2 separate regions of the Homo sapiens genome follow, and region 1 is linked to region 2. The links are chromatin loops, found by intact Hi-C in ENCODE. Cell type or tissue: endothelial cell of umbilical vein. All regions are shown on one strand. Links, peaks and the distances in the headings refer to the core of each region. The heading gives the core; the rest is flanking DNA. Region 1 overlaps DIAPH2 (diaphanous related formin 2). Region 2 overlaps DIAPH2 (diaphanous related formin 2).

The links. Peaks named below come from ENCODE experiments on the same cell type or tissue, not always from the same donor. Only the 100,000 strongest peaks of a DNase experiment are listed, where the experiment ranks them.
Region 1: it touches region 2 in a loop (6-fold over the local background); 2 of 110 quality-filtered maps call a loop at or near these places.

What each region holds. Positions count from the first base shown.
Region 1 is chrX:96,768,255-96,773,646 of GRCh38, reverse strand. The region is part of intron 4 of DIAPH2 (diaphanous related formin 2); the gene reads right to left. Among named protein-coding and RNA genes, the nearest start is that of DIAPH2, 86 kb to the right of the region's middle. In endothelial cell of umbilical vein, for the core only: a CTCF peak has its summit at 3,119 (motif pointing left); no DNase peak of the experiment used is centred there.
Region 2 is chrX:97,019,644-97,025,035 of GRCh38, reverse strand. All of the region lies in intron 17 of DIAPH2 (diaphanous related formin 2), which reads right to left. Among named protein-coding and RNA genes, the nearest start is that of RPA4, 140 kb to the right of the region's middle. In endothelial cell of umbilical vein, for the core only: no CTCF peak of the experiment used is centred there; a DNase peak (open chromatin) is centred at 3,165; H3K27ac peaks cover 1,118 bases.

The DNA of each region.
Region 1 (5,392 bases), core at 310-5,309, 250 kb after region 2:
AACTCCTGACCTCAAGTGATCCGCCTGCCTCGGCCTCCCAAAGTGTTGGTGATTACAGGCATGAGCCACATCACCCGGCCCCTCTCCCCATTCTTGACATTAAAAGTCCAAGACCAAAGTGTCAGTAAGTTTGGTTTCTTCTGAGGCCTCCCTCCTTGGCTTACAGATGGTCATCTTTTCTCTCTGTCTTCAAATGGCCTTTCCTCTGTGTCTGCACACAACCCTGGCACCTCTCTGTGTGTCCAAATGTCCTCTTACCAGGACACCAGTCAGACTGGATTAGGGCTCACACTAAAGGCATCTTTTTTTTTTTAACTTAACACTTTAAAAGCCCTATCTCTAAACACAGTCACATTCTGATATGTTAGGGTTTCAACATACAAATTTGGGGAGGGCGGGAGGGGGGGGGAAACAATTCAGCCGGTAACACATAGCTTTTCTCATTCCAAGCAAAACCACTCCACACAATAAGAAAATCTGAAATAATTTTGGGGAAGAGCCTCAGTTCTCTAGTAATACTTCTCTGCTTTCTAACACAGAGGCAACCTATTTAAGCTCATTTAACTTTGGGAGGATAGACAGAAAGATGGATAAATAGATATAGAGAGACATATATAAACACATAGAATACATGTTATATCTTGGATACAGACACCAATCACACTTCGTAGAACAGCTCTTTGAGTGGATAAGCACTCTGCCAAAAAAGCATCATAATCATCAATAAAAATAAATGATTTACCAGAAATATACAAAGCAGTTATGTTCTCCAAGCACAAGAGTTACATTGCACAAGCAGTTATTTTCTCCTTAGATCACAAATTCATTAAAGAAAAGAACCATGACAGGTTACTAAAAATTTACAAACAGATCAGCATAAAAAATGAACCCAAATGCTTTTAATATCTTTGATGCTGTTAAAGTTCATTTTTTTCTATATTGTTTTAATAGGTAATTATGGCTGCAACTATAAAAGCACATGCAATTAATGTAATAATCATGGTATCCGAATTATGGTGACCACAGTACAAAAAATTACTCTAAATGTCACTGGTCACATCACCATTATTTAGCAATGCAGACCCAGAAAGCATTTCATACAAGCATATAAACTAGATATTAATACAAGTTATGAATATCATGTATCATTTTTAAATGTTATGAATATCAGTGGACCACTGACAGGAAATACCTTGGTCAGTACAAACTACTCAAAAGACTGTCCATATAGCTTTCAGCCAAAAAAATCTCCATGGGATAAGGCCAGACTCTAACTAGCCTCCAAGAATTTGGAGATGGAGGCAATGTCTTCTGAAAAACTGATGCACGAACCTACAGAAATACATATAACACGTAGCTTAAGTGAGGAAATACATGAAGGGCTTTAAACACTCTGAAACACTTCATAAATCTAAGGCGGCCTTTTTCTTTTTAAGATTATCTTATTCTACTTATTCAAAGGAACTAATGTTTGTTCAACCAAACAGTCCTTTCCGAACAGATAAACAGACAGAAGAAACTTGATTAACTAAAATGAAAAATGGAATCAAATATATGAGAAAAGGGCCCAAAATTTTATATACAGTAGCTAAGCTAACTTTTTTTTTTTGAGACAGGGTCTCAACTGTGTCACCCAGGCTTGAGGGCAGTGGCGCCATCTCGGCTCACTGCAGCCTTGACTTCCAGGCTCAAGAGATTCTCCTACCTCAACCTCCCTAGGAGATTGGACTACAGGAGTGTGCCACCACACCCAGCTAATTGTTTTATTTTTTTGTAGAGACAGGGTCTTGCCATGTTGCCCAGGCTGATCTTGAACTCCTGGGCTCAAGTGATCCTCCCATCTCACCCTCCTAAAGTGCTGGGATTACAGGCATGAGCCAACTACATCTAGCCTAAGGTAACTTCTAAACATTGATTGTAATCTGATTGTTTCCTCTTTTTCCCCTGCCGACAAGGCTATCTGGATAGAGGAAGCATTGCCTCATAAAAAAAATCCCTCTGTTATGCCACTTTAAGTTTTATAATGGCAACAGCAAATTTTATACAGAGCTTTTAAAGGATATATATTGTAGAGACTATATTACTTAACAACAAAAACACACAAAAAAAGACATCATATAATTACCTCATTCTACATAGATGATCAAAATTTTTTCCATTGTTAGTAAAATAAACCAATCCAGTACAAAAAATAATGGCTATACTAGTCTTAAATGTCTTATATCAAGCATCAGATTTTAAATTGATTCTTTTACCTGATTATACACACAGAAAAATATCCTCAATAGAAATATCCAACATGATCACAATCAAAATGCACAGCTAATGAATTTGTGATGCAAAATCATACATGAAATATACATCTTTTCATTTCTAATATCAGGATAGATTATAAAACATAATGACCCCTATTCATAAATATTAATATAATCAATTTTCAAAATACATGTCTAAACATAATACTAACATTCATGCTGTCTTTTAGACATTTCCAAATGCCCAAGGTAAGATGACTTGTTAATATTTCATAATCTATATTTCAGCATTCATTGAACAATGAATTTAATCTGGCATGATGAAATAATGCAATTTATGACAATGCACGGGAAGGGAAGGAACTGATACGATAGTGTTCCAAAAATGAAGGGAAATTCAAATAACAAAACCTTTCAAAACATATACAGATACCCCTATCCAAAATAAGTATAATGTACAAGTTAGCTTGCAGTGTTAAAACATTAGGAAATGGGAAAGTAGCTACTCGTTGCATATAATGAATGTGAAATTAGAAAAGACTGAAATTGGTACTTTAATAGTGTTTGTGCTATTTTTAAAAGATCACTTATAATATACCATCATTAAATAGTTTCAGGTCTTATTTTCATCTGATCACCAAATGAGTTTTTCTATTTTATATATGCTAGTTTAAAATAATGGCATTATTTTTATTCTGACTGAATTTAGATTTTTAACAAAATTATCACCACCATAAAACTAAATATTTTACAGTAGCAACTATCCTACAATTTCTAAACCCATTTAAAAAAATCAAATTGGAATACAAGAACACAATGTTTTATCATCACGAAGCAGCTACTTCAACCTCCAATAATCAATGTTTTGTCTCCCCCTTCTGGACTACACAATTATAAAAAGGAGAAAAAAGGAAAAATAAGATTTAATCTTTTTTCACAGAACATATTCAAATAATTGGCCTGACACAAGTGTAATATTACGTGAGGTAATTATCAAATACTATTCTATAAATAAACTAATAAAACTTCAATTTATTAATGTAGTAGCAGCTTAACAGCCTACAAAGCATGCTGCCACACTTGGTGGTATTTTAGGTATATTACTATCAGGCAGCTTATAGTAAGTAATACATAGATAACACTAAATTTATTATTTTAAGCCTGATCATATGTTTATCCTTTTTTTTTTTTTTTGAGACACAGTCTCGCTCTGTCACCCAGGCTGGGGTGCAGTGGCACCATCTCGGCTCACTGCAACCTCTGCCTCCCGGGTTCAAGCAATTCTCCTGCCTCAGCCTCCCTAGTAGCTGGGATTACAGGGGCCTGCCACCAGGCCCAGCTAATTTTTGTAGTTTTAGTAGAAATGGTGTTTTACCATGTTGGCCAGGCTGGTCTTGAACTCCTGACCTCAAGTGATCCACCCACCTCAGCCTCCCAAAGTGCTGGGGTTACAAGCGTGAGCCACGGCGCCCAGCCATGTTTATACTTTTAACAGAAACTTACTCTCAGTATTACCTTCATTGTCAGCCTGGAAGAGGGCCGGCTGGCGGGTGGGAGTTCATTTGGCTCTATTTTGAGAAAACTCTTGCAACAGTCATTCAGTTAGTGCTCATGATTCCCATGCTCCATTAGGGCAAAGAAGCATGCATTTGTATCTGACCTTCACTATTATGGGCTTGTTTTTTTGACTGAGATTATTAGGAACATTGCAAAAGGTACAAATATGACCTCTTAATTTTATGTCAGATTGTTTATCTGGTAAATGATACTACAAGCCACCAAAATGATTCACTCTTCTCTGTCTTGGTCCACTGAATCATCTACAAGTATACTTGGCCTTCAATACCTAGTAAAGATATTCAGGCTTCAGCTTTTAAGCAGGTAAATGTTATTAGAATGATCAGCAACATAGTCTCAGCAGCAATATACAGAGAGTACATTTAAAATGGTAAAAGCAGTAGTTTGAAACAGAGAACCAAATTATAAAATTATACTGCTAATGCTGTAAGAGCTAAATAAATGTTCTTGCATGGTGATACCTTTACTCCTGCTATTGTGATTCTAGTAATTTCTCCCTGATTAACATATCTAACTGAACTCAATCTTCTTTTACTCCAAACTCGGTCTCGTCCCTGACTACTCTATGAATGCTCAAGTCATTTTGGTCACCCATGCTTGAAATTTCAGTCATTATTGATTCATACATCTCTTCTGCCCTTTTAAAATCATTTGCTGAGGCTGGGATATTTTACTTCCACAGTCTCTGTCTCTCATCTATATCCTCCATTTAGTTCCTACTAACCACACTCCAGTTCAGCACCCTTATTACTTAAACTACAGCAACAACCCCCAACTTGATCTCCTTGCCCTTATGTCTAACCTCTCCAATTTCCACTGCTACCTTTCTCTTCCCCAAATACACCTTGGATTTTGTCGTTCCACGGCTCAAACCCTTCCAGGGCTCCTGGCTGGCTATTAAAGTGACAATTCTTCAAAATATCTCTCCTAAAATGACCTGAACTTACCTTTCCAAATTAACAACCCACTAACTATGCTTAACATATGTTTTTAGTCACCCTAACTCTTGGGATTAAACACCCCCATACTTTCCCTTGTTCACCCCACTCCATGCACAGTGACCTCTGCTATTCCTTCAGATACTCCAAGCACACTCCTGCCTCAAGGCCTTCGCACTTGATGTTCTCTCTTCCCTAGATATTTGCATGGCTCTTCCCATTTTCATTCAGGTCTCCTTTCAAATGTCATTTGCCCAAAGAGCTCGCCTATCTAAAATACCACACCCTGATCACTCTCTGCTTTCTCTAATAGCGCTTACCTGTCATTATATTTTATATGTGTCATATTGTCTGTTTCCCCATCTTGAATGTAAGTTCCATGAAGACATTATCTGTATGGTTCATCATTCCAGCACCTGGAATAATGCCTGGCACTAATAAGTACCCAGTAACTTTGTGTTCAAGAAAGGAATGAAACTGAGTCTAGAGAGGTTTACAAGCTCACAGGGAATGAATGAGTAGTGAATCAGGATTCAAACTCAGACTCTTCTGATGACGAGACAAATGCTTTCCCAAAAAGCCGTTGCTGCTGCCAACTTATTAAATTACCTCTTATTTAAA
Region 2 (5,392 bases), core at 337-5,336:
TATCAACACTTCATAAAACCTAACATGATCAAACATCAAGACTGTTGCTACCACAAGCAAACGTTTCCAATACAGTGATATATCGATTTTCTCAGGAATAACAACACTCCGACCCCCATCCAGGATATCAGAAAAATGAAACAGGGAATGGTGTCTAGTCAACAGAAGCCTATTAGCCTTCTTAAGAAGATTTGGTCAGAATTGATGAGTTAATCTGTTTTTAACAGATCAGGTCATTCTCAACTTAGGAAAGACATCAGTTATTTTGAGATGGAAATCAAGAACAGTCAGATTTTATTCTGGCTTTAATGATATGCCTTTCATATTGGCTAGTTGCTTTGTTTCTTTACCTCTTCTAATCAGATCATACTCAGGAGAAATAAATGGAAATATAAGTGAATCTATTCATGTCTGCTACTATAGTATAGCTATGACAAAATTTATGTTTGAACACAAACCCCCAAGCACTAACAGGGTTGAGGGAAAGAGGACAAGCCTTCTTTTGGGTGGAAGAGTGATAAATCACTGACACACACAAAGAGGGTGACTCTTGCCTCCCTAACCTACACAGACTAAAGCATGTCTTTCTCTGATGTGGGAATGATCTGAATCCCTATCTGTTTTAGAGACACTGGCTCTGGAATATGTGTAGATATGAATACGCTGGATGTTCATTTGAAGGTATTACCAAATGTTTTAGAGACACCAGGGATCTCACAGAATTTCTCCATTTAGAAGAGTTTGGTAACATTAACTGATAACATTAAATGCAATATCATATTTTTAGCAAAATCTACACATAAAATCGAAATATTTTTCCAGGTAAAATACCTTAAATGTAAATTAAAAGTGTAAAGTTTTCTAATTTGCTTTGATTAGCCCATATAATCTAAAGAAACAATATCAGTATCTTCTTGCATGAGTTGATATGTAAGAAAACCCCTAGTATCCATCTCACTGTATTGCAGATGGCTATAATTTCTTCCCAGACTACTACTTACCTATATATTTTTAGATAGACTATAACTTGCAAGACTGAACTATGTACTTACATATTTTTGAATGCCTGTTGATTATTTATTCCAAATGTAATCTGATTTTCTTTGGTAATATTGAAGCAGGTTTGTCATCTTTAGCTATGTTTTAATAAAACATGTTTTATGTGTAGCATCACTGCTAAGATAAGGTATTTGAACTATTTATATAGGTAAAAGGTAAATTGCAAAGAAAACACGGAATCTAAAATATCTCTTATAGCAACATGGTATAATCTTTTCCCTTAATGACTACATTCTTACTTCTATAGGTATGAATGCAAATCTGCTTCCAATATACTGTCCTAAAAAATACTTAGAACAGAAAATGAAATGCCACATTTGGAAATTCTTGTCACTAACGAAATGTCCTGTAAGTCAAGAGGTGCATTATGATGAAAGAGTTGAGTCTGAGCTATGAATCCAGACAGTGTGGGTATGAACTCTAGCTCTCCCACTTACTAGCTGTGTGACCTTGGTTAATTTACTTAAGCTCTTTACGCTTCGATTTTCTCATTTATAAAATGAGGAAAATATTAGTTTTCATTGGGTTACTGTTAGAATTAGTCCAGGTGCATTAAACACTTAGAGCAGTGTCTGGTACATAGCAAGCACTAGATATGTGTTTGTAAGTATTATTGGTATACTCTTTAAAATAATCTAAATCAATTCATAGGTGTACAGAATGATACCCAAACCATGAAATTTTGAATGAAGTTAAACAGAAAGAAAATATTAGAAACAAAGAAAGAATAAGAATAGCAAGTCTAATATCCAAGATAAAGTAATTAAAGTCTGAAAATAAAATCTGCATTATTTCCAATGACAAAACATTATAATAAATAATTTCAAACTACTAATAAGAGTTAGAAACCCAAATTATCAAATAAATGTCTAGATGTGAATAAAATTTGTAATTGCCAAATACTTAACATATCCCTATAGTACATAAAGAAACAGGGTTTCACTCTTTTACCCAGGCTGGAGTGCAGTGGTGTGATCATAGCTCACTGAAGCCTTGAACTACTGGCCTCAAGCAATCCTCCCGCCACAGCCTCCCAAGTAGCTAGGACTACAGACGTGCATCACCTGGCTAATTTTTAAAGTTTTTGTAGAGATGGGGTCTCCCTATGTTGCCCAGGCTGGTTTTGAATTCCTAAGCTGAAACAATCCTCCTACCTCAGCCTCCCAAAGCACTGGAATTACAGGTGTGAACCACCATGCCCAGCAACATACTAACATTTTAAGGAACATAAATCTCTCTGATGAGATGAATTTTGAGAATATTATTTAAAAGTTAAAAATAATTATCTTGGGATGTCAGAATTCCAGATGACAATAATTTTTTGATGTATACAATTTTTTTTTCCAAATTTGCCAATGATATTTCCAGATTTTCCACAACTAAGTATTAATTTTATAATGAAATAACTTTACTAAAAATAAAATGCTCATCAATAGTTTTGAAACATTTTCAGAGAAAAAGCTAACAATGTAAATAACTTACATTGTAAATAAAAAGCTTACATTTGTGTATAGACATCTACCTGGAGAATTAATGCAGGTCTTCTTCCCCAAAAATTAACCTTCACAGCTGAACTTTTACTATTCCACCTACCAGAAGAAAAATAGTACCACGCCATCTTCCAAACAAAGGTGGTCAGGTTGGACAACACCACACACTGTCAACAGTGAAAGCAGCTTATATGCAAATGCACATAGCATTTTATAGGCTAACCATTTTCACAGTTACTCATTATCCTGAATATAATCCTAAAACTAGATAGACCTAATATTATTATCCTTACTTTACATTGAAGGAAAAAGGTTCAGAGAAGTAAATTGACTTGCTTGATGTCAGGGCTAGAAAGTACAGAGCTGGGATTATAAATTGGTCTTCTGATTCCCAGTCCAGTAATAGATCCTACTCTCTATCAGTAGTTCACAGCTTCACCTCCAGTAATGCAGACTTAGGTTTTCTTTCCCTGTTATTCCCATTGCTTTGACACTTAGCAAATGCTTCCATTATAACAACTGTTTTATTAGACTGTTTCTTTATAGGCACGATGATCTATTATACTATAAGATTCCTGATGACAATAATCATATAATTTCCTCTTTGTAACCCCAGAACAAGGGAAAGTACTCCGCACAAAGGAAGTGCTTAGTCACTGTTTCCTGAATGGGAACTATAGTGTAAATTCATACAGTACATTCCACTCACCAAGCCTCAGAGCGTGTTTCTTTATCAAATGTACTCACATATTAATAACCAATGACTTATTTTCCCTAATCATTTCTATTACTATTCTACTTATTAACTATTCCTTATATTTCAAAATTATTATACTTTTCATTAATTTATTAATTATTAATTTCATTTATACACCTTTACGTCATTCACATTATATTCTTTGCTCTTTAGGAGAGTCTTTTGTAATATTAAGTCTAAACACATTACTCGAAGCTCTCAACATCCATTCATACAGCAATAATACTTAAGACTTTCTTGCTGGTGGCTCACGCCTATAATCTCAGCACTTTGGGAAGCCAAGGCGGGTGGATTTCTTGAGGCCAGGAGTTCGACACCAGCCTGTGTGACATGGTGAAACCCAAATCTATAAAAATTACCAAAAGGAGCAGGGCGTGGTAGCATGCACCTGTAGTCCCAGCTACTCGGGAGACTGAGGTGCGAGGATCACCTGAGCCCAGGAGGTCAAGGCTTGCAGTGAGCTGTAATCGTGCCACTGCACCCCAGCCTGGGTGACAGAGTGTGATCCCCTCTCAAAAAGGAAAAAAAAAAGTCTTTCTTTGCATAAGTCCCTAAGGACACTAAGAGGAATGAAAGATGGTCCCCATCCAGCAAGATCTTACCTTCTGGAGTAAAGACAGACTTTTTACTTCTCAAAGAGTTAAGAACATCTGAAGAAACCAAGAGTAATGTCCATCTTACTTGCAACTTCCTCTTGGATGGCTTAAATAATCTTCCTTATATATAATAATATTTGTCAGTAGGTGATAATGAGTACAACTGCAAAATCACCTTGCTACTACAAACACCACATGTCCAAAAGTTAACTATAATAGTCCCTCCTTATCCATGGTTTCATTTTCTACAGTTTCAGTCACCCATGGTCAACTGCAGTCCAAAGATATTAAATGGAAAAATCCAGAAATAAACAATTCATAAGTTTTAAATTGTGTACCACTCTGAGTAACATGATACAATCTCTCAGTGTCCTGCTCCATCCCGCCTGGAACATAAATCATTCCTTCATCCAGCATATCCACAATGTGTATGCTACTCATCCATTAGTCGCTTAGTAGTTGTCTTGGTTATCAAATCAACTGTAGAGGTAACATGCTAGTGTTCAAGTAACCCTATTTTATAACGGCCCTAATGCACAAGAGTAGTGATGCTGGCATACTGTTTTTATTGTTCTACTTTATTATTATAGCTGTTAGTTTCTTACTATGGCTAATTTACAAATTAAACTTTGTTGTAAATACATACGTATTTGAAAAAAACATAGTATTTACAGAGTTCGGTACTATCCGCAGTTTCATTGTGGGTTTTATATCCCCCTGTGGATAAGGCAGGGCTACCGCATTGCTAATTAGAAGTAGCGAGGACTAATGTATTGTTAATTAGAAGCAAGTTCCATAAGATATACCTACATGCACACACACATGCACACACATACACAAGTAGCTGCAGAGAGCACTAAGTAAATTAAGAATTGTGTTCCTGAGTCAGCGCAAGCAAGGGCTTATTTATATAGTATGCTTCAGGTTTATTCTCACTAGAAAATGTTACAAACAATGACATTAACCATCCTTTGTTAAAATGAATTGATACTGAAGCCTGTGTTAACTAGATTACCTGAACAGAGAAGTGAATGGGTCAACTGCAGCACTGCATAGCCAAGAGCTTGAATTTTCCTTGTCCTTTAGGATTTTTTTTAATCCAGTTGATGTTTCAGTTGAAATGGCATTATTGCCATTAGCTTTAGGGTGCAGGTAGATTTAAAATACAGGAGTCGTGGCATTACAATCTGATGTATTCCCCCAAGGATCTGTTTCACATAATGATGCGACAATCCTAGTCTTTTGTGATTTTTATAACTTCACTAACAGCCTTAGTTTTTTTAGCAGAAGACTTTCTTTTTATATTGCCAATGAAAAATTTATCATTAATACTAGGAATGGCATCAAAATGGATAAAAACTAATGTTAGAAAATCCAAGTGAAAATCTATTAATGCCTATTACATATTCAGAGGCAAAATCTTGTTTTAAATTATTTGGATGATTATTCTAGAGAAGTATGTCTTAAATAATCATTGAACTCTTAGAATA